Linked DNA regions of Homo sapiens: region 1 is linked to region 2. Evidence: read pairs that join two places in POLR2A ChIA-PET (ENCODE). Cell type or tissue: HCT116. All regions are shown on one strand. Links, peaks and the distances in the headings refer to the core of each region. The heading gives the core; the rest is flanking DNA. Region 1 overlaps HPN (hepsin). Region 2 holds the start of LOC105372374 (a long non-coding RNA gene).

Region 1 (5,379 bases), core at 303-5,302, 500 kb before region 2:
AGAGATTTCTGATAACATTTTATTTTATTATTGTATTTTTTGTGGAGAAACCGAAGCTCTTTATTAGTATGTTTGTCATTTGTCTTTTTCCATTTGTCTTTGGTCACACCCTTAACTCATATAAAAAGACCTCTCACTTTATACGTACACAGACAGCATATGGAAAATAGAAGAACAAATTTGTTGCCAGTTTGTAGATCATAGCCTGGTTTCTTCATATGAACTTTTCCATAGCTATATGGAGTAGTATTATTATTACATAATATAATATTAATATATTGTTATAATATAATATTAATATATTGTTATAATATAATAATATATTATTATAATATAATATTAATATATTATTAGAATATAATACTAATATATTGTTATAATATAATATTAATATATTATTATTATTATATCAAACAGATTAACTCTCCTTCCAGAGTGATTTCTATCTTTTAAAATATGTATTTATTTGGGAGGCCGAGATGGGTGGATCACAAGGTCAGGAGTTCAAGACCAGCCTGGCCAAGATGATGAAACCTCGTCTCTATGAAAACTACAAAAATTAGCCAGGCATGATGGCAGGTGCCTGTAATCCCAGCTACTCGGGAGGCTGAGGCAGGAGAATTGCTTGAACCTGGGCAGCAGAGGTTGCAGTGAGCCAAGATCGTGCCACTGCACTCCAGTTTGGGCGACAGAGTGAGACTCCATCTCAAAAATATATATGTATTTATTTTATTTTTATTTATTTATTTTTTTGAGACGGAGTCTCACTCTGTTGTCCAGGCTGGTGTGCAGTGGTGCAATCTCAGCTCACTGCAACCTCTGCCTCCCGGGTTCAAGCGATTCTTCTGCCTCAGCCTCCCGAGTGGCTGGGATTACAGACATGCACCACCATGCCCAGCTAATTTTTTTGTATTTTAAGTAGAGATGGGGTTTCACCATGTTGGCCAGGCTAGTCTCAAACTCCTGACCTCAGGTGATCTGCCTGCCTCGGCCTCCCAAAGTGCTGCGATTATAGGTGTGAGCCACTGCACCCGGCCTTAAAATATGTATTTATTTTAATTGACAAAATTATATACATTGATGGTGTACAAGATGATGTGAAATATGTATACGTTGTGGAACGGCTAAATCAAGCTAATTAACACATGCACTACCCTTTGTGTGTGGTGAGAACACTTAAAATATCTTTTAGCAATGTTCAAGTATATAATATATTGTTATTAACTATAATCACCATGTTGTTCAATATATCTCTTGAACTTATTTTTCCTGTCTAATGGAAATTTTGAATTATTTGTCCAACAAGACATTTATATCTTTAAATTAAATAATATTTAATCATTTTGGTATAAATACTTCTCATTTCTTAAACTTACCCTTCTATGTTTTATGAAAAATAACTTTAATAATATAGTATAAATACATATCAATTTTTAATATCGGAATTCATTTCCCATCTGATAACTTTTTTTTTTTTTTTGAGACAGAGTCTCGCTCTGTCACCCAGGCTGGAATGCACTGGTGCAACCTTGGGTCACTGTAACCTCCGCCTCCCGGATTCAAGCCATTGTCCTGCCTCAGCCTCCCGAGTAGCTGGAGCTACAGACACATGCCACCACACTTGGCTAATTTTTTGTATTTTTAGTAGACACGGGGTTTCACCATGTTGGCCAGGCTGGTCTCGAACTCCTGACCTCAAGTGATCTGCCTGTCTTGGCCTCCCAAAGTGCTGGATGACAGGCGTGAGCTACTGCACCTGGCCCCCATCTGATAACATTTTAAAGCCCCTTGATACAGCCAGGTTTGAAGAACCTCTGTGACTGTCGGTTAAGTGAGTTAGTAAATCATATCCCCTTTTGTTTTTAGCCAGTTTATTTTTTCTTTTTGTCTTTTGTAGGCTGAAAACCTTTGACTAATACACCAGACTGCCAATCTTGACTATTGCCAGATTGATAATCAATATCCTATAGTCAGAAAGAAAAGAAGAGGGAAAGAAGGAAAGAAAGAAAGAAAACAATAATGCTCTTTTATGCAGGACTTGTCAGAGCCTTGGATATGCTAAAGTGCGTAATTCTCCAGGCAGAGGATGGAGTATTCATTCATTCACTCAGCAAGCGTTAACTGGACACATACTCCATGCCCAGTGAGGGGTGATCCTGGAGACACAGATGGCCGAGACAGTCCTGGGCTTTGCTTTCGGCAAACCACATTATAGGGGATAGGGAGACAGATGGCCATAAAATGTCACCCAGCCAAACACATCATTACAAATTGTGACATGAGGCAGGGCTGGGATATACGAGAAGGCTAGAGGGAGCTCCCGGGAGACTGTTCATGTCTGGGGCTGGTTGGGGGGCAATTTGTGGTGAGAACAGATGTCCCCTGAAACCCCTCAGTCTGTTCCCCACACACCTCAGAGGAACCTGTTAACACCTAAGTCAGGTCACAGACCCTGGGGTATTGATTTCTATTTACCAAACACTTTGTACCTGCCAGGCTCTATTTTAGGCAGTGAACAAATCACCACTGCAATGAACAAATCAGACAAAAACCCCGACCCCTGTGGAACTCAAAGCTCAGTAGGTGAGACAAATCAAGAAAGGGACAAATAAGTAGGATATATTATGTGTCACAAGATAGGAAGGGGCCACAGAGAAAAATAAAATGCCACCGAGGGAGGGGAGTGCCGGCATGGAGGGTGGGGTGAGGTTGCACTTTTCAGTCGCTGCAAGGAGAGCGTCCCTGGGAAGGTGGTGCAAGAACAAAGACCTGCAGGAGGTGAGAAAGTGTCAGGAGGTGTGTGAGATCAGCACGGAGACAGAGGGACTTGCAGATGCAAAGATCCCAAGGCTGGTGTGGGGGACTGGGGGGAGTGCTCCAGGAACAGTGGGAGGCCAGAGCAGAGTGAGCCAGGGAGGGGCAGATCAGGTGGGAGCTAGAAATAGAGCAACATCAGGGCTTTGCTGGCACCTGGTGTGAGGTGCAGCCAGGGGAGGGCCCTGACCTGACTCAGGTGGTCACCAGCTCCCTCTGGCTGCAAGTGGGGAACCAGCATGAGCCACTGTACCTGGCCCCCATCTGATAACATTTTAAAGCCTCTTGAGGCAGCCAGGTTTTAAGACCCTCCAGAATTGCCGGTTAAGTGAGTGAGTCATATCCCCTTTGTGGGATATGATTGGGGGGCAGGGATGGGAGCAGGGAGGCCAGGGAGGAGGCTCTGGGATGTCCAGAGGGGAGGGGAAGGGGGCTGGAGCAGGGTGGGGGCAGTGGACGGGGAGAAGAGTTCAGATTTTGGAGAGGTTCTGTAGGTGCAGCTGACAGGGTTTCCTGCAAGATCTGATTCATGGGTGACTGGAGGAACTGGGAGGGTAACCGAGGGGTTTGGCCTGAGCCTGAAAAGATGGGGCTGACAGAGATGGGGACGGAAGGAGCAGGTTCAGGGAGAGATCAGCTGTGAACCTCTTTGTCCTTTCCTTTCCTTCTCCCTGCCACTTTTTTTTTTCTTTTTTGAGACAGGGTCTCGCTCCACCACCCAGGCTGGAGTGCAGTGGCACGATCATAGCTCATTGCAGCCTCAACCTCCTGGGCTCAAACGATCCTCCCGCCTCAACCTCCCAAGTAGCTAGGACCACAGGGGCATACCACCACACCCTGCTAATTTGTTTATTTTTTTATGTTAGGATAAAGCTGAGTGACAATAGCCAGGTTAGAACCCAGCAAAGCCTGAGCTAAAAACGCCTTTTAAATTTATTTTTTTCTGTAGAGACAGGGTATTGCTATATTGTCCAGGCTGATCTCAAACTCCTGGCCTCAAGCAATCCTCCCACCTTGGCCTCCCAAAGTGCTGGGATGGCAGGTGTGAGCCACCATGTCTTTTTGTCCTTTTCTCAAGAGCCTCCTGCCTGGCCTGGGCTCTGAGAGCACATTCTGGGAAACCGAGTCAAATGAAAACTTGCTTTTGCATCCTCTTAGAAGGAACCTGGTGAGGCCACACACCAGCTGAGGGGTCTTCCCACAGCCCCGCAGGTTGGGACAAGGAGAAGCAAGACTTCCAAGTAGAACTCTCCCCAGCTGAGGACCTACTGTGTTCCTGGGGCTAGGCTACCTCTGCCCCACCATCAACCAAGGCCTCGTCGCACACCCCAGGAGCCACGAAGATCATCCCCAAATTCCAGACGGGGAAGCTGAGGCTCAGAGAGGTGGGGTGGCTTCCCCAACGTCACCAAATGCACGAGAAGCAGGGAGAGAGGATTCGAAATCAGGTCTGAGTGACTTCAAACCCCAAGCTTTTAACATTGCCCTGGACAGCCTCTCAAGAGACTTCCCCTCTGGAGGGTTAAACAACAGCACAGTAATAATAGCACTGGCTACGTTTACTGGGGGGTGTCAGTGGGCTGGCCCCATGCTATGCATCCTATCCAAGTGGCTCTCTGAATCCCACAACCATCCTCGGAGATAGTGACCACTTCGGTTTTTTTTTTTTTTTTTGAGACATAATCTTGCTCTGTTGCTCAGGCTGGAGTGCAGTGGCATGATCTCGGCTCACTGCAACCTCTGCCTCCCAGGTTCAAGCGATCCTCCTGCCTCAGCCTCCCGAGTAGCTGGGATTACAGGCACATGCTACTACACCTGGCTAACTTTTGTGTTCTTAGTAGAAACAGCGTTTCACCATGTTGGCCAGGCTGGTCTCAAACTTCTGGCCTCAGGTGATCCACCTGCCTTGGCCTCCCCAAGTGCTGGGATTACAGGCGTGAGCCACTGTGCCCAGCCAGTAGTGACCACTTCTATGCCCATCTTACAGATGGGAAAACTAAGCCTCAGAGGAATAAACTTGCCCAGAGGCACACGGCTAACCAGCAAAACCGGGACTTGAACCCAGACCAGCATATTCCCTGTTCCTTCTGTGGGTCTCATACAAACCCTTGCCTGTCTCCCTGCCTAATATATTCAGCTACGGCTGGCACTGAAAAGCCACCTGGCTGGCCTGCCTTAATGATGGCCTCCTGCTCTGGGGTTGGGGCAGGGAACGCCTGGCACCTCTGGCTGTGGGGTCCTCATCACCCCATGAATTCCAAGGCCAAGTCTCAGGGTTTGAAACACCAACTGGGGCGGGGAGGGGGGCGGATTCTTATTTTATTTTATTCTATTTTAAGTTTGTTTTGAGATGGAGTCTTGCTCTGTCTCCCAGGCTAGAGTGCAGTGGCACGATCTCAGCTCACTGCAACCTCTGCCTCCTGAGTTCAAGCGATTCTCATGCCTCAGCCTCCCAAATAGCTGGGATTACAGGCACCAGCCACCACGCCCGGCTAATTTTTGTATTTTTAGTAGAGATGGGGTTTTGCCATGTTGGCCAGGCTGGTCTCCTGACCTCAAGTGATC
Region 2 (5,379 bases), core at 243-5,242:
ATCTATTGCCTCCTGATTGTGGCCATGGCAGGAGGAGGTAGCCCCCCTCCTCCCACTGAGAGAGGCACAAATCCCTCCGGGTGATGAGCGCTCAGCTCCATTCTTAGTTTACGTCCCTTTCTCTACTTCTGACCTGTACAACTGGAAGGCTCATAATCCCCCCTTCTTTGAAAAACCCCAGGTTCTGACCTCACTGATGGAGTCCATGCTCCAGACTCACCGGCCCACCTGGGATGATTGTCAGCAACGCCTTTTAACCCTCTTCATCTCTGAAGAGAGGAATTGTATCCGAAGAGAAGCCAGAAAGTATTTCCTTACATCAGCTGATAGACCAGAGGGGGAAGCCCAAAACCTCGTTAAGGAGGTTTTTCCCTCTACCCGGCCTAATTGGGATCCTAACTCCTCGGGTGGGAGGAGGGCTTTAGATGATTTTCACCGGTATCTCCTTGTGGGCCTCAAGGGAGCCGCTCAAAAACCCATAAATCTGTCTGAGACAACTGAAGTTGTCCAGGGGCCTGATGAACCTGGAACACTTTTAGAAAGTCTCCAGGAGGCCTATCAAACTTACACCCCTTTTGACCCGGCAGCTCCCAAGAATAGCCGTGCTATTAATTTGGTGTTTGTGGCTCAGGCAGCTACTGATAGTAAAAGAAAATTACAAAAGCCGGAGGGATTTGCTGGAATGAACAATAGCCAGCTTTTAGAAGTAGCCCAGAAAGTTTTTGACAATCGAGAGTCTGAAAAACGAAAACAGGCAGCTGAGGCAGCTGAAAAAGCTGCTGATAAAGCATCCAAAAGACAAGCAAAAATCTTAGTGGTGGCCATCCAGGAAGCCAAAAAGTAAGGGCCCCCATCACAGAGGAATAGCCAGGGAACCCCGGGTCCCAGCCAAAAGGGCAAGAAAGGTGAGCGGGCTCCCCTGGAGAAAAACCAATGTGCTTATTGCAAGCAGATAGGACACTGGAAGAAGGAATGCCCATTAAAGCCAGAGCAAAAACCAGAAAAGAAAAAGGTCCTCACCCTCCCCACAGCGGAGGAGTCTGATGACTGATGGGACTGGGGCTCCCTTTCACTTGGCCCCCAGGAGCCCATGGTGACCGCTACAGTGGGGGGCCAGCATGTATACTTCCTAATAGATACTGAGGTGGAACACTCAGTACTGCAGACACCCTTAGGCAGTGTCTCTAATAAAAGAGTAGCTGTACAAGGGGCAACAGGAGCTATTCAGGAATATCCTGTCACCCACTCATGATAAGTGAGTTTAGGAAAGAAAAGAGTAACTCACTCATTTCTTGTAGTCCCAGAGTGCCCCCTTCCCCTTCTCAGATGAGACCTGCTCCATAAGTTACAGGCTTCTATCTCTCAGCCCAGCAGGCTCACTTCACGTTAGGGGACACAACGCCCCCTACTGCCCAACTCCTGCTAACTACCCCTCTGTCAGAGGAATATCTTTTGGTTTCACCATCACAACCATTGGAGAATAAAACAAATTCTCTCCTCCTATTAGACCTACAGACTGTTTCCTCGAGTCTGGGCTGAGTCAAACCCCCTGGGATAAGCAAAGCATCATCTGCCAGTAGTTGTAGAACTTCTGGCCACTGCCCTGCCAGTCCAGATAAAACAGTATCCTATGAGTCAGCAGGCTAGAGAGGGGATAAATCTCCATATTCAGTGACTGCTACAAGCTGGCATACTCACACCATGTCAATCCACCTGGAATACTCCATTTTTGCCGGTCCAGAAACCTGGAACAAATGATTACCAGCCTGTGCAGGACTTGAGGGAGGTTAACAAGTGGACAGTTACCATCCATCCAACTGTCCACAATGCTTATACTTTACTCAGCCTGCTCCCACCAGAACATACAGTATACACTGTCCTTGACTTAAAGGATGCCTTCTTTGCTATTCCTCTGGCCCCCAAAAGCCAACCTATCTTTGCTTTTGAATGGACAGATCCTGGCTCAGGAGATACCACCCAATTAACTTGGACTCAGTTACCTCAAGGCTTTAAAAATTCCCCCATCCTTTTTGGGGAAGCCCTCCAACAGGATCTTATACCATTCTGAGCCAGTCACCCCAATTGTACTATTCTTCAGTATGTAGATGACTTATTGGCTACTGAAACTACTGACAGCTGCCTGCAACATACTAGGGACCTACTTTACCTCCTTCAGGTGCTCAGGTATTGGATCTCGGCCAAAAAGGCCCAGCTTTGTCTTCTTAGAGTGTCCTACCTAAGGTACAAGATAAAGAAAGGAAAAAGGGCACTCACCAGTGTGAAGCCATCCTGTGAATCCCCACTCCCACCACCAAGAGACAGACCTTACTATACCTGTCCATGACTGCCAAGAACCGTTGGAGACTACGGAATCTGGCCGACCTGATCTCCAAGAGGTATCTTTAAAGGAGGCAGAAGCCACCGTGTTTAGAGATGGTAGCAGCTTCCTTGAGCAGGGAGTTCAAAAGGCTGGTGCTGCCATCACTACAGAGATGGATATACTGTAGGCCCAAGCACTGCCAGCAGGTGGCTGTAATTCACTGCAAAGGACATCAAAAAGAAGACATGGCCATTGCCCATGGTAACCAAAAAGCAGACTCTACAGCCTAGGAGGCAGCTCGTCTCCCTGTTGCACCTCTGACCCTGCTGCCTGCAGTGTCCTTTCTGCAACCTGACTTGCCAGATCACCCAAAATATTCCCCAGAGGAGGAAAAACAGGCTTCGGATCTTCAGGCCAGTAAAAATCAGGAAGTCTCTCCAACAGGTACAAGACATCATCCAGCCGCTTGTCCGGGGAGCTCACCCCAATCCAGTTCCTGACTAGACGGGGCCCTACCACTCTTTCCAGCCGGGTGACCTCATGTACATTAAAAAGTTCCAGAAAGGACTCATTCCTGCCTGAAAAGGACCTCATACTGTCATCCTCACCACACCAACGGCTCTGAAAGTAGATGGCATTCCAGCTTGGATTCATCAATCTCACATCAAAAAGGACAACAGAGCCCAACAAGAAACATGGGTCCCCAAGCCTGGGCCAGGCCCCTTAAAACTGCCCCTAAGTCAAGTGAAGCCATCAGATTAATTCTTTTTATTTACCTCTATTGTTTGTTTCCACCTATTATGCCTTCTGCCCCATCCTACTCTTTCCTCCTCACTTCTTTCACAGCAGGATGTGTGTTTGCAAACACTACTTGGAAGGCAGGAATCTCAAGGAAGTCTCTTTTACAGTTGATTTATGTACTTTGTTCCCAGAGCCTGCCCATACCCATGAAGAACAATGCAATCTGCCAGTCATAGGAGCAGGTATCGTCGACTTTGCTGTGGAATTTGGACACTCCAGAAGCCAGACTGGATGTGGAAACTCCAAAGGTGCAGAAAAAGGACTTCAGAATGTTGACTTTTACCTCTGTCCTGGAAATCACCCTAACTCTAGTTGTCAAGATTCTTACCAGTTTTTCTGCCCTGACTGGACATGTGTAACTTTGGCCACCTACTCTGGGGCATCAACTCGATCTTCAACCCTTTCCATAGCTCGTGCTTCCCGTCCTAAGCTGTGTACTAGGAGAAATTGCAATCCTCTCACTATAAACATCCATAATCCTAATTTAGCTCAATGGTATTATGTCATGTCATAGGGATTAAGGCTTTATATCCCGGGATTTGATGTTGGAACTATGTTCACCATCCAAAAAAAATCCTCGTCTCATGGAGCCCTCCTAAGCCAATCAGGCCTTTAACTGATTTAGATGACCTTATGTTCCCAAAACATCCAGACAAGGTTGATTTAACTGTCCCACTGCCATTCCTGGTCCCCAAACCTCACCTGCAATGACAGCACCTCCAACCCAGCCTGATGTCCATTCTAGGTGGGGTACATCACCTCCTCAATCTCACCCAGCCTAAACTAGCCCAAGATTGTTGGTTGTGCCTAAAGGACAAACCCCCATATTATATTGGATTAGGAGTAGAAGCCGCACTTAAAATTGGCTCTCTTTCTTGTTGTACATGCCCCCATGCCCTCCCATTAGGAGATACGTCTGGAAACACTTCTTGTCTAATTAGCACCGGATATAACTTATCTGCTTCTCCCTTTCAGGCTACCTGTAATCAGTCTATGCTTACCTCCTTAAGCACCTCAGTCTCCTACCAGGCACCTAACAATACCTGGTTAGCCTGCACTTCAGGTCTCACTTGCCACATCAATGGAACTAAACCAGGACCTCTCCTGTGTGTGTTGGTTCATGTACTCCCCCAGGTCTACGTGTATAGTGGGCCAGAAGGATAACTTCTTATTGCTCCCCCTGAATTACATCCCAGGTTTTGCCGAGCCACCCCACTCCTTGTACCCCTCCTGGCTGGCCTTAGCATAGCTGGATCAGCAGCCATCAGCATGGCTGCCCTGGTTCAGGGAGAAACTGGACTAATGTCCCTGTCTCAACAAGTAGATGCTGATTTAAGCAATCTCCAATCAGCCATAAATATACTACATACCCAAGTAAAATCTCTAGCTGAAGTAGTTCTTCAAAACCGCCGAGGCTTAGATCTGCTATTTCTCTCCCAAGGAGGGTTATGTGCCACTCTAGGAGAGAGTTGTTGCTTCTGTGCCAATCAGTCTGGAGTCATAAAAGATACTCTCCAAAAAGTTTGAGAAAACCTAGACAGGCACCAGCAAGAACGAGAAAATAACACCCCCTGGTACCAAAGCATGTTTAACTGGAATCCATTGCTAACTACTCTAATCACTGGGTTAGCTGGACCCTTTCTCCCCTATTGTTAGGCTTAGTCTTTGAGCCTTGTATGTTAAATTGGTTTCTTAATTTTGTAAAACAACATATAGCTTCTGTCAAGCTTATGTACCTTAAAACCCAATATAACCCCCTGGTTATAACCGAGGAATCAATGGTTTGATTCCCCAAAAACACAAGTGGGGAATGTGATACCCAACCTTGTTTTAACCTGAATTGACTCTCCCTTAGCTGAGAGAGCCAGACAGACTCCATCTTGGCTCCTTCACTTACAGCCCCTTACCCACTCCCTTCCTCAAGGACTTGACTTGACTTGTGCAAGCAGATTCCCAACACATCCAAGGATGCAATTAACTGATAAGATACTGTGGAAAGCTATATCCGCAGTTCCTAGGAATTCATCTGGTTGATAACACCCAAAGCCCCGCATCTGTCACCCTGTGATAGATTTAAAGCCCCTGCACCTGGAACTGTTTGCTTTCCTGTAACCATTTATCCTTATAACTTTTTGCCTGCTTTACTTCTGTAAGATTGTTTTAACTAGACTCCCCCCCTCTCCTTTCTAAACCAAAGTAAAAAAGAAAATCTAGCCCCTTCTTTGGGGCCTAGAGAATTTTGAGCACTAGCCATCTCT

The links. Peaks named below come from ENCODE experiments on the same cell type or tissue, not always from the same donor. Only the 100,000 strongest peaks of a DNase experiment are listed, where the experiment ranks them.
Region 1: POLR2A ChIA-PET joins it to region 2 with 5 read pairs; 1 of 35 experiments calls an interaction of 5 or more read pairs at or near these places.

Annotation. Positions count from the first base shown.
Region 1 is chr19:35,053,527-35,058,905 of GRCh38, reverse strand. All of the region lies in intron 4 of HPN (hepsin), which reads right to left. Among named protein-coding and RNA genes, the nearest start is that of HPN, 14 kb to the right of the region's middle. In HCT116, for the core only: a CTCF peak has its summit at 3,048; a DNase peak (open chromatin) is centred at 3,035.
Region 2 is chr19:34,552,792-34,558,170 of GRCh38, reverse strand. LOC105372374 (a long non-coding RNA gene) reads right to left here and starts at 2,677. Exons shown (of 4, transcript XR_935923.3): 1 at 2,325-2,677; 2 at 2,168-2,236; 3 at 1,699-1,745. It also overlaps the pseudogene ZNF807P. In HCT116, for the core only: CTCF peaks have their summits at 1,396 (motif pointing left) and 2,540 (motif pointing right); DNase peaks (open chromatin) are centred at 1,370 and 2,530; H3K27me3 peaks cover 1,450 bases.